Linked DNA regions of Homo sapiens: regions 2, 3, 4, 5 and 6 are each linked to region 1. Evidence: read pairs that join two places in POLR2A ChIA-PET (ENCODE). Cell type or tissue: MCF 10A. All regions are shown on one strand. Links, peaks and the distances in the headings refer to the core of each region. The heading gives the core; the rest is flanking DNA. Region 1 overlaps ATP2B4 (ATPase plasma membrane Ca2+ transporting 4). Region 2 has its middle 64 kb from the start of OPTC. Region 3 overlaps LOC124904488 (a long non-coding RNA gene). Region 4 overlaps OPTC (opticin). Region 5 overlaps LAX1 (lymphocyte transmembrane adaptor 1). Region 6 holds the start of LOC124904488 (a long non-coding RNA gene).

Evidence for each region. Peaks named below come from ENCODE experiments on the same cell type or tissue, not always from the same donor. Only the 100,000 strongest peaks of a DNase experiment are listed, where the experiment ranks them.
Region 2: POLR2A ChIA-PET joins it to region 1 with 26 read pairs; 4 of 35 experiments call an interaction of 5 or more read pairs at or near these places.
Region 3: POLR2A ChIA-PET joins it to region 1 with 13 read pairs; 2 of 35 experiments call an interaction of 5 or more read pairs at or near these places.
Region 4: POLR2A ChIA-PET joins it to region 1 with 12 read pairs; 7 of 35 experiments call an interaction of 5 or more read pairs at or near these places.
Region 5: POLR2A ChIA-PET joins it to region 1 with 13 read pairs; 6 of 35 experiments call an interaction of 5 or more read pairs at or near these places.
Region 6: POLR2A ChIA-PET joins it to region 1 with 14 read pairs; 6 of 35 experiments call an interaction of 5 or more read pairs at or near these places.

Annotation. Positions count from the first base shown.
Region 1 is chr1:203,690,710-203,695,674 of GRCh38, reverse strand. All of the region lies in intron 2 of ATP2B4 (ATPase plasma membrane Ca2+ transporting 4), which reads right to left. Among named protein-coding and RNA genes, the nearest start is that of SNORA77, 36 kb to the left of the region's middle. In MCF 10A, for the core only: no CTCF peak of the experiment used is centred there; DNase peaks (open chromatin) are centred at 2,354 and 2,854.
Region 2 is chr1:203,555,680-203,560,644 of GRCh38, reverse strand. No RefSeq gene overlaps it. Among named protein-coding and RNA genes, the nearest start is that of OPTC, 64 kb to the right of the region's middle. RefSeq lists enhancers at 2,981-3,558, 3,572-4,496. In MCF 10A, for the core only: no CTCF peak of the experiment used is centred there; DNase peaks (open chromatin) are centred at 2,114 and 3,014.
Region 3 is chr1:203,531,979-203,536,943 of GRCh38, reverse strand. LOC124904488 (a long non-coding RNA gene) reads right to left here. Exons shown (of 3, transcript XR_007066809.1): 3 at 4,618-4,965. Among named protein-coding and RNA genes, the nearest start is that of OPTC, 40 kb to the right of the region's middle. In MCF 10A, for the core only: no CTCF peak of the experiment used is centred there; a DNase peak (open chromatin) is centred at 2,203.
Region 4 is chr1:203,504,347-203,509,311 of GRCh38, reverse strand. It overlaps OPTC (opticin), which reads right to left. Exons shown (of 8, transcript NM_014359.4): 8 at 363-666. It overlaps LOC105371688 (a long non-coding RNA gene), which reads left to right. Exons shown (of 5, transcript XR_007066807.1): 4 at 1-4,570. Among named protein-coding and RNA genes, the nearest start is that of OPTC, 13 kb to the right of the region's middle. RefSeq lists a silencer at 4,429-4,604. In MCF 10A, for the core only: no CTCF peak of the experiment used is centred there; no DNase peak of the experiment used is centred there.
Region 5 is chr1:203,767,219-203,772,183 of GRCh38, reverse strand. LAX1 (lymphocyte transmembrane adaptor 1) reads right to left here. Exons shown (of 5, transcript NM_017773.4): 2 at 1,247-1,356; 3 at 707-817; 4 at 37-116. Among named protein-coding and RNA genes, the nearest start is that of LAX1, 4.5 kb to the right of the region's middle. In MCF 10A, for the core only: no CTCF peak of the experiment used is centred there; a DNase peak (open chromatin) is centred at 2,523.
Region 6 is chr1:203,510,669-203,515,633 of GRCh38, reverse strand. It overlaps LOC105371688 (a long non-coding RNA gene), which reads left to right. Exons shown (of 5, transcript XR_007066807.1): 2 at 1-2,122; 3 at 3,453-3,584; 4 at 4,880-4,965. LOC124904488 (a long non-coding RNA gene) reads right to left here and starts at 2,737. Exons shown (of 3, transcript XR_007066809.1): 1 at 2,541-2,737; 2 at 1,908-1,991. RefSeq lists enhancers at 2,360-2,409, 2,560-2,619, 1,957-3,156, 3,144-3,884. In MCF 10A, for the core only: no CTCF peak of the experiment used is centred there; a DNase peak (open chromatin) is centred at 2,663.

The sequences.
Region 1 (4,965 bases), core at 405-4,404:
TATGCAGTTAGGGGTGTGAGGGCCCTCTTTTGAGACCACATTCACTTGCTAGTGCTTAGGAGAGAGACACAGGGGCTGGTTAGGGAAGTGGTGCCTGATGGCTTATCCAGGGTCTCCTGACTCCCAGTGCCCAAGCACATCACCCTGGCCTCCAGCTTAGGGGCACAGCTGAGCCCCGCAGAGCTGTGAGGTTTGGCCAAACCTCTAGAAGCAAATTGGGTTGCTCCCCAGAGACTCCCTGCCCCACCAGCCTGAGAAGTCAGGTTCCCAGTAGGAGGGAAAGCCAGAGCCTGGGAAAGGAGTGTTCTGGGCAGGGAATCTTTAGCCCCAGACAGGCAGAGGCAGACTTGCCAAAGGGGCAGGGCCTTGCTGGTCCTTTCTCCCCAGGGACCAGAGATGGCAAGGCTGTGCCAAGTTGGGTCTGCTGTGCTGGAGAGCCAGGCTTGCTGGCAGGAGTGCTGGTAATTTGTTAAGCTACCTGGGACGCTTCTCAAAAAAGCAGGATTCACAATGTAAAGGGAGTAGATGCCCTTTCCTTCTTACCAAGGTTTAGTAGATGATTATGAGGGCAAACCAAGACATCAGATATTAAAGATCATAAGGTGCACCCCAATAGCCTAATGAAACCCTCCCTCCCAAAAAGAGGGACATATGAGGGGCAGAGAACAGGGCTACCTGTCCCTCTCTGCTCTCATGCTAATACCCTGTAATCATCTTTGATGCCCAGCCCCCATCTCCTATATCATGTAGTTGAGAAATCCTATCAGCTTCAAAATATATCTAAAGTCCAATCACTTTCCATTTTCACTGTTATCATCCTGGTCTAAACCATCCTCTCTCATCTGGATTATAGCAATCATCTTCTAACTGGTCTCCTTGCCTCCACCCTCCCTCTCCTGTTCTTAGTCTCTTCTCAATGTATTAGCCAGAATGATCTTTTTTAAGATCCAAGGCAGTACATGCGATTCATCTGCTCAAAACCCTCTGGCTTTTACTTAGAGTAAAACTAGGCACCAAGGACTTAATGATGGGCTTCCAGGACCCTTATGACTCCCCCAGCCCCCCAGTCCTTATCTCCTACTAGTTTCTCCATGTTCACTGAGATCTGGCCCAACCAGCCTGCCTGCTGTTCTCTAAACGCACTAGACAGGCATCTACATCAGGGCCTCTGCACAAGCTGTTCCCTCTGCCCAGATTCCTCTTTGTTGGAGAGGGCTCACTTCCTCACCTCCCTCAGGTCTTTGTACAAACATCTTCTTTTTAGTGAGGCCTACCCTGACCACTGTATTTACCTGGCACTCTTGATCCCCCTCATCCTGCTCAATCATTTCCCTCCACAGGTCTTCTCACCTAGCATATAATAGGACACATTCATTTATTGTTTGTCCACCTCCTCCACAAGGGCAGGATTTTTATCTTTGTTCCTCAGGCCTACAGCATTGCCCAGCACATTGTACACACACAAATTTGTAGAATGAACTGAATGAATGAGTGATAACTAAGATTGCTAACATTTAAGTGATTACTATGTGCCAGATGCCTCACCAGGCACATTCATGCCTTCTCATTCAAGCATCACAAACCCCTACCTGGTAGCTACTATTAACCCAATTTGACATAGAAGCAAACTAAGGCCTGGCAGGGGTATGACTACTTGAGCTTATTAAGTGGCAGAGTCTATGCCACCCCACAGAGGGCCACTGGATGCCAACCTAGATACAGAGGACGCTGGGACATGGAGGCAGCTGCACTCAGCTGAGGCTTCAATCTAGTGTGACTAACTTGTCCTGGTTTGCCTAGGACTTGCCAGGTTTTAGCACTGAAGTTTCTGCCTCCTGGGAACCCCGCTCAGTCCCGGGCAAACCGGGATGGTTGGCCACCCTACTTCCTTCACCACGGGGCAGGGTTGCATGCTGCTTTCCTCTGTACCTCTAAGCAAGCCAGCGCTGTTCCCACTGTCTACAATTGGGGTGGATTAGTCCTGTCTTTTTTCTTCCTGGCCTCAGGGATGGTAACATCGCCATCAGGTTCATCAGAGTCCAAACCTATGAATTTTGTACTCAATAAAACCTTTCTTATGGCCTTTTTTGGACCCAAGCAAATGAAGTGACATACACTATGGAAAACATAAAAAGTCAGGGCTTGTTCTTACCTAAATGCTCTCAAAGTCACTTGCTTGCTTCTTTTTTTTGCCATTTTCTACTCATCTATGTGTTCCACCTTAAGTCACCCTGAGCTTGTACAATAGCAACCTTAAGAAGTCAAGTGGCTGTCTCAGTTCCCAGTATGCCCTGCAGCAAGGCGGGGCAGGTCAAGGCTCTTAGCTGTAGTAGCCTTGGGAATCCTCTCTGACATGTGGTGAGGCATGGGAAAGCCATGTGGGACTGGGAGCTCGGCCAATCCCCAGTTTTGGGCTTTCCATTCCAATTCTTTCTGCCCTAGAGAGTCTTTCAGGCCCTGATCTCAGCAGCTGTAATTTCACACAAATACTTGTCCAGCCTGGGAAAAGGCTCTAAAAGGCCCTGATCTCTGCAGTGGTTTCTCAGATGCTCACACAACCTCCTGGAGAGGGGAAGGAAAACTTGGCAGGGAGAGAATGCTGGAAACACAGGAAAAGGGTTTCCCCTAGAAATTCCTCAGGAAACTGAGGGGAAATCTTGTCCTCAAGAACATGAGAGAGAAAGCCCCACCCAGAGTGGGAGTACTTCTGGCCCTATGAACCAGACTGAACACATGAGCTGGGAGAGGCAAAGAGAATGTTTAGCTGTGAAGTCATCACCCCCACCCCATGCTGGGGAGGTGCACGGCCCCTGCCCAGGCTGGGTGGGAACATAGAATAAACAGCAGTGGAATATTTGTGTCTGCCATGAGTGTGCAGGACCTAGGGCCTGGGAGGAGAAATGCAGCCCAACCCTCAGTGGCTTAGCTCCAGCAGGGAAGGGCCAACGACATCGGCAGAGGCACTACTTATCAGAACCAGCTCAGCCCCAGAAAGGGTGGGGCTAGGGTAGACATCAGGAGGGACTTCCCAGCTGTCTGAGTTATGACACCTTGCCAAAGGAGGCAGCAGAATCTTCTCCCACTCATATAGTACCAGGGAGAATTTTCTCTGGGTTGATTTGAAGGCTGTCCTCTTTTGGAACTTGAGAAGGACAGACAGCAGAATACCTTTTAAGTCCTTCCTTAAAAGGATTTGGGTTTTGTTTGGTGGCTCATGCCTGTAATCCCAGAATTTTGGGAGGCCAAGGTGGGAGGATAGCTTGAGCTCAGGAGTTCGAGACCAGCCGGGGCAATACGGAAAGATTCTGTCTCTACAAATAATAAAAAAAATTAGCTGGACATGATGGCGTGTGCCTGTGGTCCCAGCTACTCAGGAGGTTGAGGCAGGAGGATGGCCTCAGCCCAGGAGGTTGAGGCTACAGTAAGCCGTGATTTTGCCACTACATTCCAGCCTGGGCAACAGAGCAAGACCCTGTCTCAAAAAAAGAAAAAAAAGGCCGGGTGTGGTGGCTCACGCCTGCAATCCCAGCACTTTGGGAGGCCGAGGCGGGCGGATCATGAGGTCAGGAGATCGAGACCATCCTGGCTAACACAGTGAAACCCCGTCTCTACTAAAAATACAAAAATTAGCTGGGTGTGGTGGCGGGCGCCTGTAGTCCCAGCTACTCGGGAGGCTGAGGCAGGAGAATGGTGTGAACACGGGAGGCGGAGCTTGCAGTGAGCTGAGATTGCGCCACTGCACTCCAGCCTGGGCAACAGAGCCAGACTCCATCTCAAAAAAAAAAAGTTAAAATTAATTTTAAAAAACCCCAACAACCCTGGATTTGGGGACTGAGGGGGAGGAGTAACTTAAAATCAAAATAGGGCCATGCAAGATCTAGCCATCTCTGGCTAATAACCGAATGCTACTCTTCCGAGTATACAGCAGTTTCCCTGCTTCAGCACCTCCAGTTTAATACACGCATGGCTTGGAGATTTGCTCCCTATCTGCTAGACTTCCAGCTCCTAGAGATAAAGCAGTTGATTCAAGGTCACAGCCAGAGGATGATGAACTTGGAGAACAATGCTTCTTTTCTCATTCTGGTCAGCAAAACCCTTCCCAAGGTGGGCCGCTTCCTCAGGGCATGCTTCCCTTTATCCCGCCCCCTGCTCTTGGCCTTTTTTTGAAAACAGCAACTGTGGCCCAGGGAAAAAAGTCTCCCTAGAGCTCTCTAGTTAGCTTTCTGCTCTGCCACTCTGCCACCTTCTGTACTTCATGAATGTGCTTCCATCTGGTGTCATATTCCCACCTTGGAGCTAAATAATAAGAATGAAAGCCCCACTTTCGGTAGATGCAGTATCTGCTTCACCCAAGGAGGGAATGCTATTTTTCTTCCCAACAGCTAATGGTCCAATGTAAGCCAAGAATGAGAAGGTTAAAAACCAAATCAGACCCCCAAAAAACTTGCAACAGTTGCTGCTGAGTTGTCAAAGGAATGGAGCATAAAGGGCTCCAGGAGAGAAAGCAGGAAGGGGAAGCCTCCTGCTTCCAGGTTGGGGAAGCCTTAGCTACTCTCCTCGTGAAGATCCCTCTGACCCCAGCTGGACAGCATTATGACAGTGAACCCAGAAGCCCAGCTCTAGGCAAGGAGGGCTAAGTAGAAAAGAACTGGCAGAGCCTGGGCTGGGCTAGGAAGAGAGAACCCACAGCCTACAAGAAGCCTAATTCAGCCCTAGGCATGAAACTCAAACCAGACAGGGAATTCCTAGGATGCAAAGTGGAGTTCCCTGTGGTGGGGGATGGGGAGGGGCAGAGGGAGGACACTTTTGGCTTGAGTCCTTCTCACATCGTGAATTAGTTAGTGCTAATCCATCTGCCCAAAATTTGGTAGGCAGAGTGGACCACAGAATGTTAATCTCTGAGGCCATGCCCAGATCACTGTTATTAGGGTCACTTATTTGCCATCCTTAGTAGAGTTGGGGCAA
Region 2 (4,965 bases), core at 285-4,284, 130 kb after region 1:
AAAATTACTTCTAGAAAGCTAACTTCTCTTGAATTAGATTAATTGGAATTCACGTGAGTCTCTGGAGGAGGCCAGGCATGGTGGCTCATGCTTGTAATCCTAGCACTTTTGGAGGCCAAGGCAGGAGGATTGTTTGAGCCCAGGAGTTTGAGACTAGCCTGGGCAATATAGGAAAACATCATCTCTACAAAAAATTAAAAAAAAAAAAAATAGCTGGGTGTGGTGGCATGCACATGTAGTCCTAGCTACTCAGGAGGCTAAGGCAGGAGGATTGCTTGAGCCCAGGAGGTCAAGGCTGCAGTGAGCTGAGATCACACCACTGCATTCTAGCCTGGGAAGCAGAGCAAGACCCAGCCTCAAAAAAGAAAAAAGAAAAAAAAAAAAAAGGGAAAGAAAAAAAAATTAAAGAAGTCTCTGGAGGGCACTGGGGATTAAGAATTAAGATTTTTCTTTAAAATCTTTGCCATCTGGCCATCTGGCCATCTGCTTTTCCTGGCTTCTCCTCATCCTGAATGATGATGCTCATAAATCCAGAACTTTCTTTTTTTTTTTTTTTTTTTTGAGACAGAATTTCACTTTTGTTGCCCAGGCTAAAGTGGAGTGGTGCGGTCTGGGCTCACTGCAACCTCCACCTCCTAGGTTCAAGCGATTCTCATGCCTCAGCCTCCCAAGTAGCTGGGACTACAGGTGCCTGCCACCACACCTGGCTAATTTTTGTATTTTTAGTAGAGATGGGCCATCGTGTTGGCCAGGCTAGTCTCGAACTCCTGACCTCAGGCAATCCACCCACCTCGGCCTCCCAAAATGCTGGGATTACAGGCATGAGCCACCAAGCCCGGCCCAGAACTTTCTAAATGACCTCAGCATCTGACTCACAGCCTCTTCCACATCATGCATCCCCTGCCTTCAGTCTTGATAATTCAATATCTGTGTATGGCTGTTTCTTTTCTAGTCCCCTGAGTTAACAGTCCTTGACCTCCGCCTGCTTTCTGTGCATGTGCTGCTGCCAGCTCTGCCTTCCAGCCTCATTGCTCAGGATTCCTTTTTCTACCCTATGCTATCAAACTAGAAGGTCCTCTTCCCCTACGCTATTGTACTTGCTGAATGGACACCATCCCCAGGAGCCAAACTCCTTCATCAAACTCATTACTGATTCACCCAACCATGTGTGATTTTTTTCTTTCCTGAAAATTGCAGGGGATCTTAACAGTCCTTCTCTCATGGAGTTTGTCACAGTCTGCCTTCTGGATAAATGTGTCCTTGTCTCGTCTTTCCTACTTTGATATAAGTTTTCATGGAGAGGAGACTCTGCCGTACTCACTTTTTGTCACACTCTGTCATAACGGCAACTAGCACAGAACAGTGGACATATGTTATTTTGTCTTCACAGCATCCCATCTTTTAAGGAACCCTCCTTCTTCTACTTCTATATGACCCACGGGGGGCTGTGAGTCATGGTGCCCCACCTCCACCTCCACAGAGCAGCACAGAAGATGCAGCCCCTGGCCTCAGAGATGGCTGCAGGGATGGGCATGCTACCTCCATACACAGAGAAAGAGCTCTTTTCCTGAGACCAGAGGCTGAAAGGATGATGTAAGGTGGGGTTGCTTGGGGCCATCTCTCTGGGCTACACGGAAGAAGGCATCTAACATAGGAGAGAATGAGACCCACCTCAAAAGAGGCAGAGATGGAAAGAACAATGGCTGATATGTTGGGGTGCGGATTTTGTATCAGACCCTGCTCCAAGCACACTGTGTGGACGATCTAATTTACTCCTCACAAAAATCCTAAGAGGTAATATTATTATATCAATTTTAGAGACAAGGAAACAGGGGCACTGAGAAGTTAAGCAGCTCATCTGAAATCATCCAGCTAGTTAGGTGGTGGAGTCCGGATTGGAACCCAGGCTGTGGGACTCCAAAACAGTCATGCTATGCTCTGCGTGCTATGCTGCCTTATGGATGAGCCAAGATGAACATAAATGGGAGTGAGATGGATTTACTCATTTATGAGCAAGTGCAAGAGAGAACTGACAGCATCTTTTGAGCTCCTGGATCTAGCTGTGCCTGGAGCCAGCTGACTCATGTGCTTTTTAGTTAAATAAGCCAATGCATTCCTTGATTTGCTTAAAATAGTGTATTCGTCACTTGCAACCTCCTGGCTTCATTGTGTAACAATGTGACTTAGTGATAAGGCACTACTTGTGGGTTTGCCTCCTGGCACTGCCGCTTACTTACCACCCAAACTTGGACAAATGACTCGACCTCTCAGGCCCCTGGAGGGTAATGACTTGGCCTCTCAGGGATGAGGGGATGGTGACTAGAGATGAGATTACATGTAAATGCACTTAACACTCTGTGAACACAATTTAAGTACTCAATCATCATTAGATTCTCCTTTCCCTATGTGGAGTAACTGTTCAATAAGCATTTGTTGAATTGAATTAAATCCTCCAGAGGCTGCAGGATGTTGCCTGAGCTTGCAAGCAGCTGGAGCTAGGGAGTCTCCAATCAGGGGAGCATCTCAGCTGAGGGGTTGCCCAACAGCTCTATCTGGCCATTGGAAGGTTAAAAAAAAAAAGATTTTACTCTTCTCCTGTCTCCTGAACAGCTTCATCCTCTCTGACTTCCAGATCTCTCCAACAGAGAACACAATGTCAGTCTGCTGGATTCCTTCATGCCCCTCTTTCCTCCTCCTTACGGTTGCCCTCTAGAGTCACCTACTAACTCGGTCCTATTGATTCCCTTTCCAATTTTTCTCAATCCTGCTCTCTCCTCCTCTGCCCTCCCAATGGTACCATTGCTCAGACCATCATCACCTTCTGGATGTTTGCAGCAGCTTCCTTTCTGACCTCTCTCCAGCCTTCCAGCCCACCGTGCAGCCCAAAACACCCATGTTAAAGGTGACCGAAGCACTCTTCACCCGAAAGCTGCCTTGGCCTGCAGGATGGTGAGCCAACCCTTGGCAGACACACAAGGCCCTCCTCTGCCCCACCGGCCTCTGCCTGAATTTCCAGGACAGTCTCCTGCTTTGCTTTTCCATGCCTCCGTGCTGTCACCACCCCGCCAACTCTTACTCATCTGCCAAGACTGTGCTCCATTTGCTTCTTTTTTTCTCCTGGAAACACTCATGGAATTCCCACCCCCACTCCCCAGGCCAAGCACTCCTCCTCTGTACATAATTCTGTCTTACTATTTTATACTGATAGGATCACTTTACGCACCTGTTTTGAGGACTCTGAGGCCATGTTCAGACTCATGTCTGAAACCCTTGCACCCCATACAGTGCCTGGCACCCACAAGGCCCTCACCTGCAGGCATCATGAAAGCTCCATGTGGGACTAGAAAGGGGAAAGGAGAAAATACACTTCTTGCAGACTAAACTCATGATTCTCTTGTATTCCTGCACCCTGCCTGATTTCCCTTATCCCTAGACTGGGGCCAATGCTTCTCTTAATGGCAAACACAATAGCCTTAGGGTTTAATTGTTGGGGAGATAGGGGGCATTTTCTTGCCTTGTCAAATGGGGAGGTATCCCACTTCCCCACTTTACAAGGTGAGAAATCCACTAGTGGAGGAAATGGAAAAGAGAATTTTCTCCAGGGTCCTGAGTGATTATAGGTGTTCACGTAATTCTCCATACAGTTTTACATGCATCATACATAAACAGGTAATCTTTGGCTGCCTTAAAATAGCCCCATCTCAGTTTTTAAAAGAATACGATTATTTCATTACATCTAAATATAGACAAAGAGTCTGTGCTGCTGCATAACTTAGGCAAATACATGCAAATCTCTTGCAGACCTGATCCCGTCACTGAGTTTCTAATTCTCAGGCCTCTGGTGCCCCTCCTCTCTCGTGCCGCTGCCCTTGAACAACAGGATCTGGTTGATCCGCTGGGCTAGTGACTCTGCTCAGCCTACCGCTCAGGGCTACTGTGGGGGTCCGATGAGGGACAGGGCAGTGAGAGGGCTGTGCACATGGACGTGCAACACTGTGGCATGCAGGAGGTGGGGCCGGGAGGGTGGTGAGCAGGATCGTCATGGGAGGTCACACCAGGCAGACCTCCAGCTGCTCTCCTGGGAGTGCCGGGGTTTCATTCCTCTCTCATTCTCATTTTTTCCCCTCTCAAATCTGTTTCCCATTAAAATGAAATGTGTTCTCCTCTCGGCTTTCTGCCTGGCTCCCTGAGCTGCGCCTGGCCCAGCTCTGAGAACCAGGCTGCATTTGCTCCTTTTTAAGGCACCCACTAATTCAAACCAAGCAAGTGGGAGGCGGATTGGCCTATGGGGCCACCCCCCATCCCCCAACCCTGGACTTTCTCCATGGATGGAAAATTTGGCCTCAGCCTGCCCTTGTGACTGGAAAAAGCGGGGTCAGCTCATCAAAGCAGAACAGGGTTGTTAGCTAGCTTTCCTCTTTCAGAGGGTTATATTAAGAAGGCGTGGCTCAGGGAGGGGGTTACTGGCCCTGGCTGGCCCCAGCCAGAAAGTTGCGGGGGTGGGGTTTGCTAGAGCAGGCAGATGCCTGCCAGGGCCAGGGAGAGCTTTCTGAGAGGGTGGTGAGAGACTGGAGAGGTGGGAGAGGGGTAGCTATGAAAGGAAAATGTGTGGAGGTGACATGGTCTGTAGGTTGGGCCAGGCCAGAAGAGAAGGTCAAAGAGAAATGAGTGTTCCAGTCAGGCTTGATGTCTTAGGGAAGATCCTGGGGCCCAGCCCACTGCCCCCTCCTCTCCGTCTCTCCTGCTCCCGGGGCTGAGGGAATGGAAGGAGCTGTGCCACTGTGAGGAGGAGGACCTGCATCTGTGAGGGGCCTGCTGGGACCAGCTGCTGGGGAGTACAGCTTTCTCTCAGTAGCTGAAGGGGGCTGCCTCTTTTCCAAGGGGCAGCTGCCACGCCACCGCAGGAAAATCTGGCTTGCCATTTTGGATACCTGGATTTTCCCACAGTGTGAGGGGGCTGGGGGT
Region 3 (4,965 bases), core at 692-4,691, 160 kb after region 1:
AGAAAGAGACTTTCATCAGGATTTAGACACATATGAGAACTTGGGCAGGTAGTTTGTGTTGGCAACGGGGATGGGCAGACCCCTGAATATAGGAGCAATACCCAAGAGGTGAAAAGAAGCAGCATCCCTGGGTCAGACTACAGTGACCTCAAGTTGATAAATTCCAGTCTGGTAAGACTCTCAGGAAATGGGTGAACTCATTCAGTGCTGATAATGTTTCAGATTGGTATAGTCCTAGAGAGCCATAAACATAGTCTTGCTTTTGACAAGTAATCTTGCTCATGAAAATTTATGCTAAGGAAATAATTCAATTGAACACCAAAAACTCTGAACAACAATATTCATAGAGGCATTCTTTAAACTAGGGAAAATTTGGAAGCAGTCTGAAATTCAACAGTAGGAGTTGATTAAATGTAATATGAAGTGGCCATATAATGAAGTGTTGGGAAGACATTAAAAATTATACTTAAAGCCAGGTGCAGTGGCTCACACCTGTAATCCCAGCACTTTGGGAGGCCGAGGTGGGCGGATCACTCGAGGCTAGGGGTTCGAGTCCAGCCTGGTCAACATGGTGAAACCCCATCTCTATTAAAAATACAAAATTAGCCAGGCGTGGTGGTATGTGCCTGTAATCCCAGCTACTTGGGATGCTGAGGCAGATGAATCACTTGAACCCAGGAGGCGGAGGCTTCAGTGAGCTGAGATTGTGCCACTGCACTCTAGCTTGGACAGCAGAACAAGACTCTGTCTCAAAAAAAAAATTAAAAATGATACTTAAGATTTGTATTATTCAAAAACAATTCAGCAAATATTGATGGAGATGTTCATGGGGTTAGTTTCTTCCAAGGCCACTGTCCTTGGCTTGCAGATGACTGTCTCTTTCCTGTGTCTTCATGTGATCTTCCCTCTGTGTCCGTTTCCTGGTCTCCTTTTCTTCTAAGGACACCAGTAATATTGGATTGGGCCTGCCGTAATGACTTCATTTTAACTTAATCCCCTCTTTAAAGGCCCTGTCTCCAAATAGAGTCACATTCTGAGGTACTGTCAGTTGGGACTTCAACATATGAATTTGAAGGAACATAGCTCAGTCTCTAACAAGATTTTCTGTCTGGGACTGTGCTGTGGGTTTGTGGGACTAAGACATAAAGGACCCAACCACTGGTGGCCAACATCTGCAGACAAGGAAAAGGCTGTCTTTGATGGAAGGATGGAACTCTGACAGGGAAAGGCAGTGGTCTGCAGCAGTGTTTGCAGGGGACAATTAGGGAAAAGGTGGGAAGCAGGACACAGATCCCATTTGGTGGATATGGAGTGGTACTTGGATGGTGTACACACAGTACTCAAGGGCTATAATCAGGAAGTGCCTTATTTTGTCTCTCACTTTCCTTTAAAGTTTATTTACCTTGGAAAATTTCCTCCTCTGCTCCTGTATTAAAAAAATCACACAGTCTTCTGACTTTCTTTTTTTTTTTTTTTTTTTTGGGACGGAGTCTCGCTCTGTCACCCAGGCTGGAGTGCAATGGCAGCGATTCTCTTGCCTCAGCCTCCCAAGTAGCTGGAATTACCGGCATGCACCACCAAGCCTGGCTAATTTTTGTATTTTTAGTAGAGATGGGGTTTTGTCATGTTGGCTAGGCTGGTCTCAAACTCCTGACCTCAGGTGGTCCACCCACCTTGGCCTCCCAAAGTGTTGGGATTACAGGCATGAGCCACCGCACCCAGCCAGTCTTCTGACTTTGTATTCACTCTTAGGTAAGTCTTTCGGGTCATGTTAAGTTGTCAAACTCTGCCCCAATTTAGAAATTAAAATGTCAAGCCCCGTGTAATAATAAAAGTTTCCAACTTAAGCTATAGCCTTTTGTGTGGTTGGGGCTGCCAAGGTGGGCTGTTGGGGCTGCCAAGGTGGGCTGTCTGGGCAGGGGCCGGGCGATGGGCTTCTTCTCTCTTTGTGCTAACCTCCTCCCTCTACTCATTCTCCCTGTCTCTGCCTCTGTTTCTTGTCCCTATGGGATTGGGGTTGAAGGAGGGAAAAAAGATAGACTCTTCTTGTACACATATTATCTCTGTGGCTAGAACAGGATTCTCCAGCTCTTGGCTGGGGAGTGGTAACACTCCCTGGGCTGTGAGGGATAGAATGGCTTTGAACAGGCTTGTCAGTGGTGGACCAGTTGGCCAAGAGCCGAGAGACAAGGGAGTCATCACCCAAGACCTCCCGGCTGCCAAGGAGGTGACACAGCCTGCTCTGTGTTTTCTCAAATGGCCATCTTAACTTCAGCATGCTCCTAATCATGAATCATCTTGTGACTGCAGCTAGTTCTTACAAGAACCTTTCAAGGAAAGAAGTAAGCCAACTCCAACAGAAACTGCAATGAAAATTGATTGCGATTCTGGGTCCACATTTAATTTTACATTCTCCATGGAAGCTCTAGGAGACGTCAGAAGTGGTAATCCTCATGAAAGAGAAACAAGGTCAGCCTTTGTCTGACATCTCACAGTGGTTAGGCACCGGGGCCTGAATCTGCAGAACTTTGACCTGAGAGATGCTGAATTACTCACTTGAATGAGACTTTGTGGGGTTAAGAACAGGCTTTGGTGCCACAGACTTTAATTCTGATCCCATCTCTATATTAATTTGCTCTGTGTCTTTGAACAAGCCACCTAGCCTCTCTGGGCCTTAGTTTTATTTTATCTAGCAGATAATAAGTTTTCACTCATGAGGTTGTCATAAGGATTGCAACACACAAAATATACAAAAACATCTACCCAGTACCTGGTGCATGAAAGGTCTTAAATTAATTTTATATGCTTCCCCTATTAATGCTGAAATACAGTCTATTTCTTGGTCTGAATTAAGACCACAGTCATCTGAGATGTGGCTGGGTTAATTCCCCAGCAGTCCAGACCATGTTTAGATTTCTAGGACCTGAGGGTAACCCAAGTAACACTATGGGGAAGGATGCAGTTAGGGTTGTTTAGGCAGAGATGCTGCTCAAAGAATTTCTATTTCTCTTCTGGAACCTCCAGCTGCTCCTAGTGCCCTGAGCCGACTCAGCCCTGGATACCAGAAGGCTAACCCTCTAAATAAATGGAGTCCTGGTGGCCATTGGCTGTGTCCTTGGAGTTTTAGTCCTGGTGACCTTACCAGGAAAGGTACATTGCCCATCTTCCTCCATCCGCTACCAGCCCAGTGGTCAGTTTCCCACTGGGCTTATCGCTGTTTCTCATGCTGGGCCCTAATAAGTGGGGATGAATGCATTCTCTACTTTTCCTGTTTCCATGAGAAACAACTTAGCTAGAGTAACGTTCCTGGTTTCTCACCCCAGCCCTCTCTCACTCCACCGGAAGAGCAAGGGAGTGATTTACCTGATTAGTGATCTTAAAGATGAAGCTGGGCCGGGTGCAATGGCTCATGCCTGTAATCCCAGCACTTTAGGAGGGTGCAATGGCTCATGCCTGTAATCCCAGCACTTTAGGAGGCCAAGGGGGACGGATCATCTGAGGTCAGGAGTTTGAGACCAGCCTGGCTAACATGGTAAAACCCCGTCTCTACTAAAAATACAAAAATTAGCCAGGTGTAGTGGTGCACTCCTGTAATCCCAGCTACTTGGGAGGCTGAGACTGGAGAATCACTTGAACCCAAGAGGCAGAGGTTGCAGTGACCAGAGATCATGCCACTGCACTCCAGCCTGGGCAACAGAGTGAGACTCTGCCTCAAAAAAAAAAAAAAAAAGAAAGAAAGAAAAAAGAAAAAAGAAGGAGCTGCATGTATGTGGTGAGCCCCTCTGAAATTCCATCTTGCAATCTACTAGGTTGGTGCAAAAGTAATTGCAGTTTTTTACATTAAAAGTAATGGCAGAGCCAGGTGCGGTGGCTCATGCCTGTAATCCCAGCACTTTGGGAGGCCGAGGTGGGCAGATCACTTGAGGTCAGGAGTTCAAGACCAGCCTGGCCAACATGGTGAGACCCCATCTCTACTAAAAATACAAAAAAAATTGGCCAGGCATGGTGGTGCATGCCCGCAGTCCCAGCTACTTGGGAGGCTGAGGCAGAAGAACTGCTTAAACTCGGGAGGTGGAGGTTGCAGTGAGCTGAGATTGAGCCACTGCACTCCAGCCTGGGTGACAGAATGAGACTCTGTCTCAAAAAAAAAAAAAAAATGGCAAAAACCGCAATTATTTTTGCATCAACCTAATATACCCTGAACTGCTCCCTCTACCATGAGGTGAGCTGAGCAGAGCGTGTTCTGGTTCTTTGGAACAGGCTTCTGTTTAAGGGGGAAGTGGGTCAAAGTATAATTTTCAAAGAATTTTAAAACGTGGCTTCCATACAAATATAGAATGGACATGTGTCAAAGATCCATTTAACTCGTTAACAAGGGAACCAGCAGTATGTTAAAGACGGTTCTTAAGAGCATTTGATGGACAGAGATTTATATAGTTAGTTGGGAAAAGAATGCATAAATAAGTTTATTAAATTAGATGCAAAATCAGTTAATATCCTACAGTGCAACAAAACTGTAGCCTTCGCAATTATTCTTCTACCAAAGAGCAAAAATTTTCATCTTTACTAGACAAAAATATACAAATTAACATGTAATGTTAATAAGTGTTAATGAATCCAGGCTCTAATATATAGTCAATATGAAGGCAAGCAAAGACTCGTTTCTTATAGTGAATGAAATAAATTTTGGTGGGCCTGTTAGACACATCACAGTAGAACATCAAGAGGACAAGCAGTCATCTTTTTGCATTACTTCCAGCTTTTGACAATTTCAAGTAATGCTCAGCAAAGGATAAATTCAGTAGTTGGGGAGGAAACATCAGTAAGCACACGTAAACATTTTGTTGAAGTAGTTTTTTTGGGGGAGCAAGCAGGGCAGGGATGGTAGCTCACGCCTGTAATCTCAGCACTTTGGGAGTCCAAGACAGAAGGAGAGCTTGAGCCCAAGAGTTGGAGACCGGCCTG
Region 4 (4,965 bases), core at 305-4,304, 190 kb after region 1:
AAGAAACACTTCCACTCCCTCCTGTGTCTGAACTGTGTGTTAGACACAAAAGAAAATAATTCTGGAGTCGGTACAGTGGCACACATCTGTAATCCCAGGAACTCAGGAGGCTAAGGCAGGTGAACATTTGAGCCCAAGAGTTCAAAACCAGCCTAGGTAACCTAGTGAGACCCAGTCTTTTAAAAAAAGAGAGAGAGAGAGAAAAGAATTCCTGAAGGCAGGGCTGGGACTGGTAGTGCCAGGAGGAAACAAAAAGCTATTTGCTGTGGTGCCTGAGCACAGAAGGAGAATAGAGAAAAAGGAGGCAGAAGGAGTGCAGAGGGGAGGAAGGGGAGAGCAGGGCGTTCTGTGTGGGCTCATTTGAAAGGAAGTACACAAGCCCATCCAGGCCATGGGTTTGGCCATATCTGGAAGGGCTGGACAGGCCAGGTTGAAGACAAGAAGGCCTCAGTGTGGGGAATTTTATTACAATGAGGCAGGAAGGAGGTGGTCCTTGGGCTTCTTTGTCACCCGCAGGGAGAAGGGAGACGTGAGAGCTGTGGGGAAAGAAGCAGGCCTCCTCCCCCTGCATGGAGACCTTTGTCCATGCTGCCGGCGGCCACAGGAGGGAGGCGTGTGAGATGGCGGCTGCTGGAGAATGTGATGCCCGCTGGTCCAAGAGATGACCTTGAGAGAGAGGAGAGACAAAATTGAGCTGGTGTCTAGTGTGGGGGAGAGGGGAGGGGCAGGTGAGGTGGGAGGAGAAAGCTGAGAGGCAGCTAGACAGGGAGGGGGTGGGGAGAGCCGGGGCCACCTCCCCGTCTGGTCTGTCTGCCTCTGTCCTGGCCAGAAGGAAGGAGGACACAGACACAGGCATGTAGGGGTGCGGCAGAGATGGGGGGCCGTGTGTCTTTGAGCCCCAAGGTTCTCCTGAGCTGAGACCTTCATTACCTCATGTGCTTCCTAAGGATACAGGCCTTGAACCTGCTGGGGGCAGGCCCTGGACTCAAGCTCCATAGGCAGCCCCCCTTTTTCTAGCCTGGGTGATGCCCTCCCGAGTCCTTGCTTTTCAAAGCATTTTGGGGGGACGTGGTAGGGGCACCCATCCTCTGCTCCAGGAGCTGGAGATGGGATTTCCCATTTCTCTGACAAGAATTCCCAAGAAGTGATGGCTGTCACTGCAGCTCCACCCCCATGCCCATCTTTCTTTTTCTGTTATAGATTGTTTATGTTAAGTCATCTTTCTCTGGGACAAAGTACTTAGCCTCTCATTTTCATCAGTAAAAGCAGGGATAATAATTCCTTCCTCACAGAGTTGTTAGGACTGCCAAATTAGGTCCCATATGTAAAAGAGCTTGCTGAAGTGCAAACTGACAGCAGAAATGTAAGAGATTACTATTCCCAGGGAAGAGACAAAAGAGAAAAGGAAGCAGGAAGGGAGTCCAGGCAAGGTCAGGGTGGGGAAATGGCCTTGGCTCCTAAAACAGACTTAGCTCCAGCCTCTCCAGCAGCCCCTCCCACCCTCCCTTCTCCACGAGCCTCCTCTGGCCCTAGGCCTTGCTGGGTAACCTTTGGAAAAACAGGACCCTGGAGCTGAGAATGGGGCAGGCAGAGGGGGAGGTCATTGCAAACTCATCCTTTCTCTCACGGAGAGGAGGGGCCCTGGCCTCTTCCCCTTGACCTCCTCCCGCTGATACTCATAGGACAGGTTAGGGCAAGACCCTCCTGAAGGCCACAGGGTGCCCCAGAGGAGGGAGGCACTCCCCTTCACACAGAGCTGGCAGAATAGTCACCAGGGTGCCGCCCAGAGCAAGTGCCCTTGCCAAGGTCAAATATGAGTTGCTGCTGGGCCACAAAGGACCTGGATGAGTGAGGTTAGGAAAGTCTGGTGTTGGAGGAGGTGGATGTGATGCAAACCTAGACTGCCGGCTGGCATGAGGCCCTCAAGCTAGCTGCCGTGCCTGGCTGGACCCCACAGCCCCTCCTCTCACTCCCTTCCTTTGTACTCTCTCAGGGCTGGCTTGCATCTGCTCTGTGTCATTCTCTCCATCTTTACCATTCTACAAGACAGGAGGGCCTCACTCTGGCTAAAGAGGTGCTCTCTGCCTTCCCTGCCAGTTGCCCAACCCTAACCCCTTTAGGTACCTGAGAAACAGGAGGCCTAGCTGTTCACATCAAGATCGAGAAGGAACAGCTGTGGGGTTTCTCTCTCTCTGTCTCTCCCCATCTCTCTCTTCCTCCTTCCCTCCCTGGTGCAGAGGGACAGATGCTCTGTTTAGAATTTCTTCAGGGAGACAGACAACAAGGGCATTCTTTCTATTCCTTGGGCTTCCCTAGCCAAAAATGGGGGATTAGCCAAGAGACAGCTGCAGAGGCAGCGGCCCTTGGGGAACCCCTCCCGGAGCAGCAATGGCCTGGGGAAAGAAACTCTCTGGAGCTGGCCTCCTTTAATTGGAACTTGAAAATGGTGTCTGCATTGGAGTGTGGCAGAGAGCAGGACTTCAGACTCTGGCTGGATGGACCCCGGATTGAATCCTAGCTCTGCCACTCTCTTGCTGTTTGGGTTTGGGCCTCTCCCCTTTCAGAAGCCTGTTTCTTCATCTGCAGTCTGAAGATGAGCATCCCTACTCACTAGGGTTTTTGCTGGAATTAAATGAGTTGATGCACAGAAAAGCTTCTATTATAGGTCTGGCAAACTCCAGGAGTCCAGGGATTGTTAGATCTCCTGTCCCACAATAGAGCAGGAGCCAGGTGACTTTCTGTATTCAGCAAAGAGTAACCGAGAGGCATGTGGGAATGATGTGGCTTCCAGTACCCAAAAGCCCCAGTTCTGGAAAACCTTTTTTTTTTTTAATTAGATTTTTGAAAAAATTGGATTCCTCGGCCAGGAGTGGTGGCTCACACCTGTAATTCCAACACTTCGGGAGGCCGAGGCGGGCAGATCACCCGAGGTCAGGAGTTCGAGACCAGCCTGACCAACATGGAGAAACCCTGTCTCTACTTAAAGTACAAAATTAGCCAGGTGTGGTGGCGCATGCCTGTAATCCCAGCTACTCAGGAGGCTGAGGCAGGAGAATTGCTTGAATCCGGGAGGCAGAGGTTGTGGTGAGCCAAGATCACGCCATTGCACTCCCCCCTGGGCAACAAGAGTGAAACTCCATCTCAAAAAAAAAAAAAAAAGAAAAAAGAAAATTGGATTCCTCAATCCAGGATCTCTTGCATTTGGAGAACTTTAGGCTTTCAGCTGTTGCATGCCTAGGCCTTGTCATAATCCAATAAAGCAGGATATGGAACGGGATATTGGATATGGAAGGGGATAGGATTGGTGGATGAAACAGAGAAAGGGAGAGAGAGACAGAAAACACACACACACACACACACTCTGAGAGAGAGAGAGACACACACAGAGAGAGAGATTCCGCTGTAACAAACTCTTGGAAGACAGAAAGAGGAGGCAAAGGAGAGGAAGGGCCAGTGACAGCTCTGCTGCTCTGAAAGTCAAGGGGCCCTTGGCTCACTGCCTTCCCCGTCCTTCCCTGGGGCCAGGTGCGCTGGAATCCTAGATTCCCTGGGAGTGAGGGTAGGTACCATGACGGCATGAAGTCACCTCCCACCACCTTCAAGACTTCCCACTGCCAGTCTGTAGCCTGTGTGTTGAGTCCTGGTCCAACCCTGAGTCACCCGTGTGAACTGGGGTCAGTGATTGGTCTCTAGTTCTCCATCTCTCCATCTGAAGAATGTGAATAATAATTTCTGACTTGGCTGTTTACAGGACCGCCGTGAGGATCCAAGTGCACAGTGAGGTGGGGGGAGGCAGATACATGGATTCCTTTCCACGTGGCCCACAAGAAACACCTGTCCCTCCAGACTCGGGGACCACCAGGGACCTTGAATAGTTGCCTTGGCAACTCATTGCCTGGCTAACTCCCACTCCTTTGGGTTTCAGCTTAAACATCAGTTGTGCAAGATCTTCTGGACCCCTAAGTTGGGTCCTCCTCTTGTAAGCATTCATAGCATTCTCTACATACCCTTTACAGCACTTTTATGAGTTGAATAGCATGGTTATTGGTGTGCTTATTTGTTTCACACCTGTCTTTTGCACTAAATTCTAAGCTCTCTGAGGAAAAGGAATATGTTTCTGTTGCGTACCATCTTATCACCACGTAGCAGTGGGTGCTCCATAAGATCCTCCTGCGTGAGTAAGTGAATTCCCTGCCTCATCCCTCTCTCATGCCTTAGCATGAGGCCTGAGGCCAAGAGCCCGTCCATCACATACCCCTTGCCCAAAGCCTCCTTATAACGGTCAGGAGAAGGGTGGCATCTCCTCCTCTCCCTTCTAACTCAAGGAACAAATCACTGGCTACATGATAGTTGCCCTTCCTCCCATCCTTCCAGCATAGTAGCCCCTGCCCAGGATCCAAAAGGCAGAAGGTGAGTAATTGCTATTTTTATTTATCTTTGCACAAGGCTGCCCTCTGGTGGTCGAACATGTAGGAGCGAATGGGAAGGATGGAAACCCCAGTAGCCAGGAACCAGCCCAGCTGGCTGAGCCAACCACGCTCAAGAGACTGGCCAGCGAGCCAGGGAGTAGGTAAGTGCTACAAGAAGCGCATCTGGGTGAAGATTCGTGTCAGTTCTCCATCCTTATGAATGGCTCCCTCCAAATCTAACAGGAGGCCCTGGCCTCAGAAGAGCAGGAAATGAAGGAATGCCCTATAGAAATCTTACCTACCTCAGCCCCAGTAGGATGGTGTGCAGGTAGGGGGAGCTGGTTTAAGTAGCTATTCTTTCTCCTCAGTGGTATGCAGGCAAACATTTTACAGTCAGCTCTCAAAAAAGGAAATCCCAATTTGTAGTGTTTACCAATTTCTGTAGTGTAAATACCCCTACCATGGCCCATTTTAAACCACCGATATGATGTCACTGAATGAGGAGCTGGAAGAGATGCCCAGTAGCACACCATTATCTAGAGTTTCCCCCATACAG
Region 5 (4,965 bases), core at 469-4,468, 76 kb before region 1:
GAGACATGTCATTCTCCCAAGAAGCTTGACTCTTACCACATGCTCCGGGCTCTCAGAATTTCTGGAGAGGAGGCTCTCAGTACTGAAAATGCGCATACTCCTCGACTCATGTCTCCCTGAAAGGACAGAGAACAAATCCTGAAGATAGCCAGTCCTCTGAGTGCTTCAGTCCAAATAATCCCTGCATCATGGATGAAGCGGGTTTGCGTGGTGTCTGGAATTTCCAGCCTTGGGTCTGGTGTTCTCTCATGTTCTGAGGTCAGAGTTATGGGGATGACACTCTGAGAACCGGAAGCCCCTCAGCTTCTGTGGCACTGGAGGATGCTATCACAGGGGTTGGGAGGCTGAGAAACAAGCTCCTGTGTGAGAACCTCCTCCCTGCCCCATCCTCTGCCTGTGATGCTGGCACCGAGTTCTCTTCCTTGGTGTCTTCCCTATGCCTGGACACACTTGGCTTTCTTCTGTTGCCTTAACATTAAGAAAAAACAAAACTCCCAGCCCAGATGACCCTCTGCTCCCTTTTTGGAGCCCTCCAGACCCCCCTGGAGTTGCAGCTGACAGTCTATCTATCCCATTCTCCCTGATACTCTCTGAAGGGCAAACAGGTTTGAGAACTTAAAGAAAATTGCTTCTGGAGGGTGAGAGGCACATTCTGGGAGTAGAAGTTCGAATATCTGGACTCCATAGATTAGAAGGAAAAACCTACCCAGGTCTTCCTGTCGCCAAGGCAAGATGTCATAAATATTTTTGGCTCTTTGTCTGGTTTGTGGCAAAGTCAGCAAGGGCATGACGGTAACTCGGAGGTAAGGAACTTGTCCTGCAAGGCAATGAGAGAGATGGGAGTCATGGCGGGGGTCAGCTGCACAGAGTGAAGAGACTCATGGGAATGAGATGGCCCCTGAAAATGCTCCCCATCCTTGCCAGTTCTCACAAAAATACCCTTTCAGACTCAAGCTACAGGAATTTTCATTTGAGTGAGAGGAACAGGGGACTTGATGGACAGAACGTAAAGAGGAAACTGGACACAGGGGCACCAGGGCAATGTCTTTCCCAGGGGAACTCCATCAGCACTGGGCTTTTGGAGCCACAGTTCAGGATCTTGAGTGAGGCAATGGCCAATGTATCGGGTAAGAACTGAGGACTCCCCAGGCCAATAGTTTATCCCTGGTAAATAAGCTGGGCTTTAAATTCCAGCCTAGATTAATAATCCTACTGTGTCTCAACTCAGGACAAACAAGGGACTCACGCTTCTTCCGTTTATTCCAATTCCACAAGATGCAGAAAACCGCAACGACCAGGAGGATGGCGAGGAGTCCCGCAAACCCGGAAAAGATGTTGGTGATCTGGTCTTTATTTCTAGAAAAACAATCGAATGACATGTGCTAGCTGTAGGAGGGTGGAGAGGCTGGAGGAGACATTTCCTTTTGGAGTTAGAGCCTGAAGATTTGGAATGGGAGCCGAGTGAAGGAAAGCCCAGGTGGGGTGTGGTGGAAGAGAGGGTTATCTCTGAATATTGACTTTATGGAGAGAGGGGACTTGGACAGGGGAGAAGGGAACTATTCCTTTCAAATGCCTACCGGGTGCCAGGGATTCACATGTGAAACTTATTAATCTCTTTCTTTCTTTCTTTCTTTCTTTCTTTCTTTCTTTCTTTCTTTCTTTCTTTCTTTCTTCCTTCCTTCCTTCCTTCCTTCCTTCCTTCCTTCCTTCCTTCCTTCCTTCCTTCCTTTCTCTCTCTCTCTCTCTCTCTTTCTTTCTTTCTTTCTTTTTGATGGAGTCTTTCTCTGTCGCCCAGGCTGGAGTGCAGTGGCACAATCTCAGCTCGCTGCAACCTCCGCCTCCTGGGTTCAAGCCATTCTCCTGCCTCAGCCTCCAGAGTAGCTGGGATTACAGGAGCGTGCCATGAGGCCCAGCTAATTTTTGTATTTTTAATAGAGGCGGGGTTTCACCACATTGGCCAGGATGGTCTCAATCTCTTGACCTTGTCATCTGCCCGCCTTGGCCTCCCAAAGTGCTGGAATTACAGGTGTGAGCCACCGTGCCCGGCCTGTGAAACTTATTTAATCTTTAACAATCCTATCACACTTTGTGGCCAAGTAACCTGAGCTTTAGACTCAGAAAGGTAAAGTAACATGTCAGAGATCACCTAGGTAGGAAGGAGCAGAGAAGGAATATGAATCTAGGTCTGTTTGCGTCCAAAGACCATGCTCTTTCCACTCTGCCACACTGTCCTCCAAACCTGCAAAGTCAAAGTCATTTGGCCTTGCCCCTTCTTGTTCCCTACTCGTGGGCTTCCTGGCTTGCTTGGAGGAGAGGATTAGCCAACGTACAGTTAAGGAGTGGCTCTGTGACAGAGTCCAGCTTGCATGAACTTGAATAACACCCCCCACCCCCCGCCGCCCCCCCCCCCGCACCAATTTGTGGAGCTGGTCTCCAAGCAACACACTGCTGTTGTGTGAAGTTTAACCAATTCATGTTCTGTGCTACCTTGCAATTCCCTGGCAGGGCTGGCGTCACTGCTCGGTTTTGCTTGGGTGTTGAAATGCATCCAGATGATTACAACCCCAGATGGCTATGCCTAATGCAACAGGAAGCTGCCAACTGAAGTTACAGCGGGAATCAGGAACTGACGTGCTACCCCCAATTATTAGAAACCAGGGCATTTAACAGGGAAGGTTTTTGTCCCCTTGAGTTTTAGGCTTATTTATACAACTTTCTTTCTTTTCTTTTCTTTCTTTCCTTCTTTCTTTCTTTCTTTCTTTCTTTCTTTCTTTCTTTCTTTCTTTTTTTTTGAGACAGAGTCTCGCTGTGTCGCTCAGGCTGGAGTGCAGTGGCATGATCTTGGCTCACTGCAACCTCTGCCTCCCAGGTTCAAGCGATTCTCCTGCCTCAGTCTCCTGAGTAGCCGGGACTATAGACACACGCCACCACGCCCGGCTAATTTTTTTTGTATTTTTATTAGAGATGGGATTTCACCATGTTGGCCAGGCTGGTCTTGAACTCCTGGCATCAAATGATCCGCCTGCCTCAGTCTCCCAAAGTGCTGGGATTACAGGTGTGAGCCACCGCGCCCAGCCCATCCAAGTTTCTAGTGAGCATTTCTAACTAGTTGCCTAACAGACAGCTCAAACCAAAACAGAGCTCCTGTTCTCCCCACATAAACCTGCTACTCCCCAGGTGTTTCCCATAATCTAATGGCTTAGTCAAAAATCTTGGAGCCATTCTTGGAGCTCTTTTTCTTTCATGCCCCACTTCCAGTCAACCAGCAGATTCTGGCTGCATTACCCTGGGCATTTATCCCAAACCCAACCACCTCTTGCTCCTCTGTTGCCACCACTCGGGTCTAAGCTGCTGTGCATTTCACAGGAACCTTTGCAATAACTTTCCTGGATGGTCTCCTTGCTTTAACTCTTGGCCTCAACATTCGTTGTCTTCACACAAAAACCAGTGTGATAATTCTAAATGGTAAATCAGATCACATCCCTCCTCTACTCATCACTCTCCCCGGCTTCGAGTGACTTAGAATAAAGTCTATAGTCCTTCCTCAGAGAGGACTTGACGGCACGATATGATCTGGCCTCTGCTTACCTCTGACCTTATTTCCTACCACTTTCCCTCTGACTTTGACTGCCAGGATCCCTTGCCCATGCAGAGCACAGTTCTGTGTCAGACCTGCCACTCCCTCTCCCAGGAATCCTCCTCTCCCAGCTGTCTGCATGGCTGAGTCCCTCTCATTCAGGTCTCTTCTGAAACGTCAAATGTCATCTCCTCAGACACGTCTTCCATGGCCACACCCTATTACTTGCAGTCCCCTTGCTGTGCTCCACTTTTTCTTCATAGCACTGATGACTGATTGATATATCTTTTTTTTTGAGATGGAGTTTCGCTTTTGTTTCCCAGGCTGGAGCGCAATGGCATGATCTTGGCTCACCACAACCTCCCCCTCCTGGGTCCAAGTGATTCTTCTGCCTCAGCCTCCCGAGTAGCTGGGACTACAGGTACGCACCACCACGCCTGGCTAATTTTTGTATTTTTAGTAGAGATGGGGTTTCATCATATTCGTCAGGCTGGTCTCGAACTCCTGACTTTGGGTGATCTGCCCACCTTGGCCTCCCAAAGTGCTGGGATTACAGGCGTGAGCCACCTCACCCAGCCCGATTGATTGATATTATACATTCATATGCTTATCTGTTTATCATTTTTTTATTTAAAAAAAAAAAATTTTGAGACAGGGTCTCCATGTGTTGCTCAGGCTGGTTTTGAACTCCTGGGCTCAATTGATCCTCCTGCCTTGGTCTACCAAAGGCTTGGATTATAGGCATGAGCCACCACGCTCAGCTCTGTTCATTATTTGACTCTCCCACTTGTCTATAATCTTCAGGAGGTTATGGACTTGTTTATCCTGTTCACCTAGTGCCTTAAACAGTGCTTGGTACTTAGTAGGGCCCTGATAAATATTTGTTAAATGAATGAATTAATAAACAAATGAATTAATATAGAAATAGTTTTAAGTGTAGTACAGCCATTATGGAAAACACTATGGAGGTTCTTCAAAAATTAAAAATAGAACTACCAAGGCGGGGCATGGTGGCTCATGTCTGTAATCCCAGCACTTTGGGAGGCGGAGGTGGGCGGATCACCTGAGGTAAGGAGTTCGAGACCAGCCTGACCAACATGGAGAAACCCCCAACTCTACTAAAAATACAAAATTAGCCAGGCATGGTGGCTCATGCCTGTAATCCCATTTACTGGGGAGGCTGAGGCAGGAGAATCGCTTGAACCTGGGAGGTGGAGGTTGCAGTGACCCTAGATTGCAACCTTGCACTCCAGCCTGGGCAACAAGAGTGAAACTTTGTCTCAAAAAAAAAAAAAAAAAAAAAGAAGTGGAGAGTAGAATGGTGGTTACCAGGGAGGGGTTGCAGAGATGTTGGTCAAAGGGTACAAAATATCAGTTAGAGAGAAAGA
Region 6 (4,965 bases), core at 603-4,602, 180 kb after region 1:
ATGATTTTCAGCTCTTACCCTGAATGGCTCCTTGGACATCTCCGAACCCTTCTCCCATCCAACTCTGCTACCTCTGTTCTCACACAGTACTCACATCTTCCTCTAATCTACATGCATCAGCCTCCTCACCAATTCCTCAGACTCCAGGCTTGTCCCCATCAGTCACAGCCACCTTTCACAGAACTTCCCAAATCTCCACCTGAGCCTTCTGACCAATCACCCCTCCATGAAACTCCAGCAGGAGCTCCTTTCATGCTCTGCCCCCTGAAGCCGCCTCTCCTGCCCTCTCCACCCCCACCTCTGCTCACGCCACATGCGCCAGCTGCTGCCTGCACAGTGCTCCCTCTGTTGAGGGTCCCCGAGTGCCTTCCTTCCCCCACCCTATGCCCAGGAGCTTCCACCAGTCCTAGGTGTCCTGGTCCAGCGTCCCTGCTTTCAGGATCCTTCTTTGGTCTTTGCCTCCTCATGAACTGGCTGCTCCACATTGGTGCTGCCATTGGCCATGTGCATGCCTCTGTCCCCACTTACTGCTTTATTTTTATTTTATTTTATTTTTTGAGACAGAGTCTCGCTCTGTTGCCCAGGCTGGAGTGCAGTGGTGTATTCTCGGCTCACTGCAACCTCTGCCTCTCCAGGTTCAAGCGATTCTTCCACCTCAGCCTTCTGAGTAGCTGGGATTACAGGTGCTTGCCACCATGCCCAGCTAATTTTTGTATTTTTAGTAGAGACGGGGTTTCACCATGTTGGCCAGGCTGGTCTCAAACTCCTGACCTCAGGCAATCCACCTGCCTTGGCCTCCCAAAGTGCTGGGATTACAGGCGTGAGCCACCGCTCCAGGCCACTGCTTGGTATTTTAATGTTCTATTCCTGTACCTGTGCAACTCCCTCCCCACCTCCTTGCCCTGCTGTATGTCTCACATCTCCAGCACCTGGAGTCCCTGGCATGTAAGAAAGGCCTCTACATCCTGAACAAGGGAAATACATTGAATGAAGGAATGACTAGAAGTGAGCCGGTCCGGTGGGCAGAGGCTCACAGGTAGGGGTTGAAAGCGTGGGCGTATGGAGAGGCAGGCTGGAGGAGCAGCATTTGAGGTAAATTAGAAAATAGCGCGAGATTTAGCCACAGGGGGAGAAAGGCTTTCAATATACAAAACACCCCTTCCCTCGCTGCTCCTGTCAGCACCTTCTCAAAGCGAGGAAAATAAATCTGTTTTCTTTATGACAAAGCCTGATTTGATGATAAACCCTCTCAGCTTCCCGGGAGGTGGCAGTGACTCTGATAGGTGGGGAGGAGGCAGGAGTAGGTAAAGGAAGCGGGGGCTGGGGGAGAGAAAAAAAGAGAGAGAGAGACTGAGGCGGGGGAGGAGAGGGAGAGAAAGCGCTTGTTCTGTGCGCTGATTACTAATGCGGTGGAAAAGCTGGGCAGGTTCTGGAGGGAGGCATTTATCCTGCATGAGAAAGCAGGCAGTGTGTTTCAGAAGCTATCCACAGGCCCCCCCGCCGCCAAGCTAGAGGGAAGGAGATGGGGAAGGAGAGGGCCGGGCAGGACCTGGGGCTTGGCTCTGCCCTGAGCCACAGCATGAAGAGGGACAGAGCTGCTGAACTCTTGGCTCTCAGGGCCACAGTCACCTGGGGCCCTTCTTTTTCCAGGGGGCTGCTTCATCCGCCGAAGTCGCAGCCTTCTTCCTTGGGGACGTGTTTACAGGGTCACTTGGCTCCTTTCTCTACCTTTCTGGAGGGTGGGGGAAACCCAGCCCCATTCCTGGCACCTAAAGTTGGAAACTGAGGGAGGCTCCTGGGAGTCCCCGTCCCTGAGGGAGGGGTGGTGTCTTTGGGGTGGCTGGGTCTGAGCAGCGTGTGGATGCCGGGGAGCCAGGGGGCATACCCCTGTAACTTTCCTCTCTTACCATGAAGAGAAGCAGAGCCGTCTGCCACAGGGTTAGGCAACTTGTCCCTCATCCCTTGTGGGGACCCCTCTCTGAGTAGCCTTCCTGTTAAGAAAACAAAAGAACATGTGAGATCACGGAGCTGCAGACTGCACCTTGGAGATCACTGAATCTTCTCTTCTCTTGGCCAGAGGAGGGGATAGAAGAAAGCAGACATGCCTGAGGCCACACAGCTGGTTAGTATCCAAGCGGGAGCAGTGGCCCCTTCTACCCAAATTCCAGTCTCCACAGTGCAGCCCCAAACAGGGGCCTCTGCTTCTCCTGTAACCCAAATCAAACAAGGCCTTCCTGCGTCTACTGTGAGGCACACTTCAAGCTGGAGACACACCCTAAAGAACCCAGTATCTGACTCTAAAAGCTTTAAGACACAGTGAAGCACCTGCCTGAGTCTTCTGGAGACGGTGGCCTGCATTACACCCACACTTCCTTCAAATGCTCTCTGTTCCCTTTCTTCAAAGCCCCACACCTCCTGGAAGCTGCTCACTTTCTCCCTCCCTCTGCAGGCTCCAGCCCATGAGGGGTTCCTGCCCTTTCTCCACCGCCCCTCTTCTAGGTCTCCTTTCTCCATTTCTGTTCCCCATTTCCACTCGTTACCTTGTTGCCTGGTAGCCAAGCAACAGATCCTTCCTCTTTAAAAGGTTAAACTTGCTCTGGTCACTGTCACCCTCCAGTCTGTGAATCATGCTGCCTTTCCCTCCTGCCTCGTGTTTTCAGCATGACTAACAGGCAGAGAAGGCGGCAAGGGGTGTGGGTTTCTCAGAGAAGGATCCCGTGCACTCACAATAGAATCCTCGGAGGCTTTCCTATCCAGGACCCTGCTGCCTCTGACCGCACCCCAAGCCTTCTCTGCTGCTCACATGGGCTCCTCTCTCCTTTGTGCTTTTTGCCTTCTGTCCCCACTGCCTGGAAAACGTTCCCCTCACATTTTGCATGGCTGCTGCCTTCTCATCACAGAGGTCTCAGGTCAACCATCACTACCCCCAGGAGGCCTTCCTTGACTGCCCTATCTCCTGTCACTGGCCTCCACTACCAGTCACTGCCATGTTCACTTCCTTTTGTTGTCATCTAGCACCTGTCCCTGTCTGAATTGTATCATTTATCTGTTATTATTTGTTTATTCTGTTCCTGCCTGTCTCCCTGAGGCCAGGGACCTTGTCTGTCTTTATTACTATGCTGACCCTGGTGCTCAGCACTTAATAAAGAATCATTAAAACAAAATGAATGAAGGACACTAAAGGTGGGTAAGATTGAGTCAGGGCCTGGATCTGTGTAAATCTCTTTGTCGATGGGGCCTTGCACACTCAAGGGTTCCTTCTCTACCCTGCTCAGGAAACTGAGACTCAGGATTTACGGGAGACCGGGGACCTCCTTGGTTAAGAGTTAGGACATCCCCATCAGCCCCTGAGATGTAGGAGCTGTGGCTGCCTGCTCTGTTCCGGGTGGGGTGTGTGCTCTTGCTTCTGGGGTGTTGATGTCCCCAACTTGTCTATTTCTCCTTCTTTGCAGGCTGTCATAGAAGTTACTTGGACAACACCACCCACCCCTGGGGGGTGGGGTGGTGGGAACTTGCTTGGTGATGGCAACAAACAAACAAACACTTTCCCCTTCCCACTTCTCTTCCGGTATTCCAGACAGGAGGTAAGTGGGCAGTTCCTGGACTTCATGGAAGTAATGAGGCAGTAAGTTTGGTGCTGTACCCTCTCAAACTGTAATGCTCTAGAATGGAGAGGAGCAGCAGAGAGGCAGGGGCGTGCCAGGCCACCTCTCTAGGAGTTCATGTCCCCATTAGAAAAAAAAAGAAAAAACTGGAACAAAAGTCTGAGAGAGAGTCTCGATCAAGAGCTCAAGCCTAGCCTAGAACACACTCGGGCTTGTTGTGACTCTGTTTACCAATAAGCAGGAAGGAGCCTATTGTACTCAGGGTTACAGAAGCGGAAAGAAATCCCATGAATAGGAGCACAGGAGCCAAGAAGTTGGGCTCAGAGACAATAGATAGGAAGGGAGGGGGTGTGGGAAGGGAGATCCAGACTGGTGAGGCTTAGAGGAGAAAGCCAGGTGTGCAGGGGCCACCACTAGGAACGTCAGGAGAGGAGGGGTAGAAAAGGAGCCATTTACATGGTCAGATTTCTGTAGCAGGTCTGCCTCCCCACCGTGCCATGGAGCGAGCTGGCTTGGCATAAGATTTATTGGGTATGTTCTATGAGCAAGGAAGTGTGAGTGAGGCAAGATGGATTCAGCAGGTGTGTCAGACACGCAGTTCTAAGGCCAGAGGGCCAGCAGGCTTTGCACTCAGGTCAAATTTGAATATCTAGTCTGCCTCTTACTCCTCACTGTGTGACCTTGGACCAAAAGTTAACCTCTCTGCCTTCTTTTTTTTTTTTTTTTTTTTTTTTTTGATATGGAGTCTCACTCTGTCGCCCAGGCTGGAGTGCAGTGGCGTGATCTGGGCTCACCACAAGCTCCGCCTTCCGGGTTCAAGCAATTCTCCTGCCTCAGCCTTCTGAGTAGCTGGGATTACAGGTGCCCACCACTACACCTGCCTAATATTTGTATTTTTAGTAGAGACAGGGTTTCACCATGTTGGCCAGGCTGGTCTCGAACTCCTGAGCTTAGGTGATCTGCCCGCCTCGGCCTCCCAAAGTCTGCCTTCTATAAAATTGGGGTAGCGCCCACCTCATCAGGCTACGATGGAGATGAAACGTGATGATGTGTGTAATGTGTAGGGCTAGCATGATGTCCTACAGATGGTGGCAGGTGCTTTCTGCAGCCTGCACCTCTGGCCCTGGCGTAAACCAGAGAAGATCACCATCTGCACTAGGTAAAGCCCTGCCTAGACACAGGTGCATGGACCAAAGGACCCTGAGGACTCTTTGGTCCTTTGAAATATTGACTTTCTGACAGCTTCCTGTCTTCATTTCCTATCATCTCTGCAGGAATAATGTACTGATCTGCTGACATTAAGAAGGACCCTATTTTCAGATTACTTCTTCAAAGGAGCAGCATCTACATTGGCAAGGTG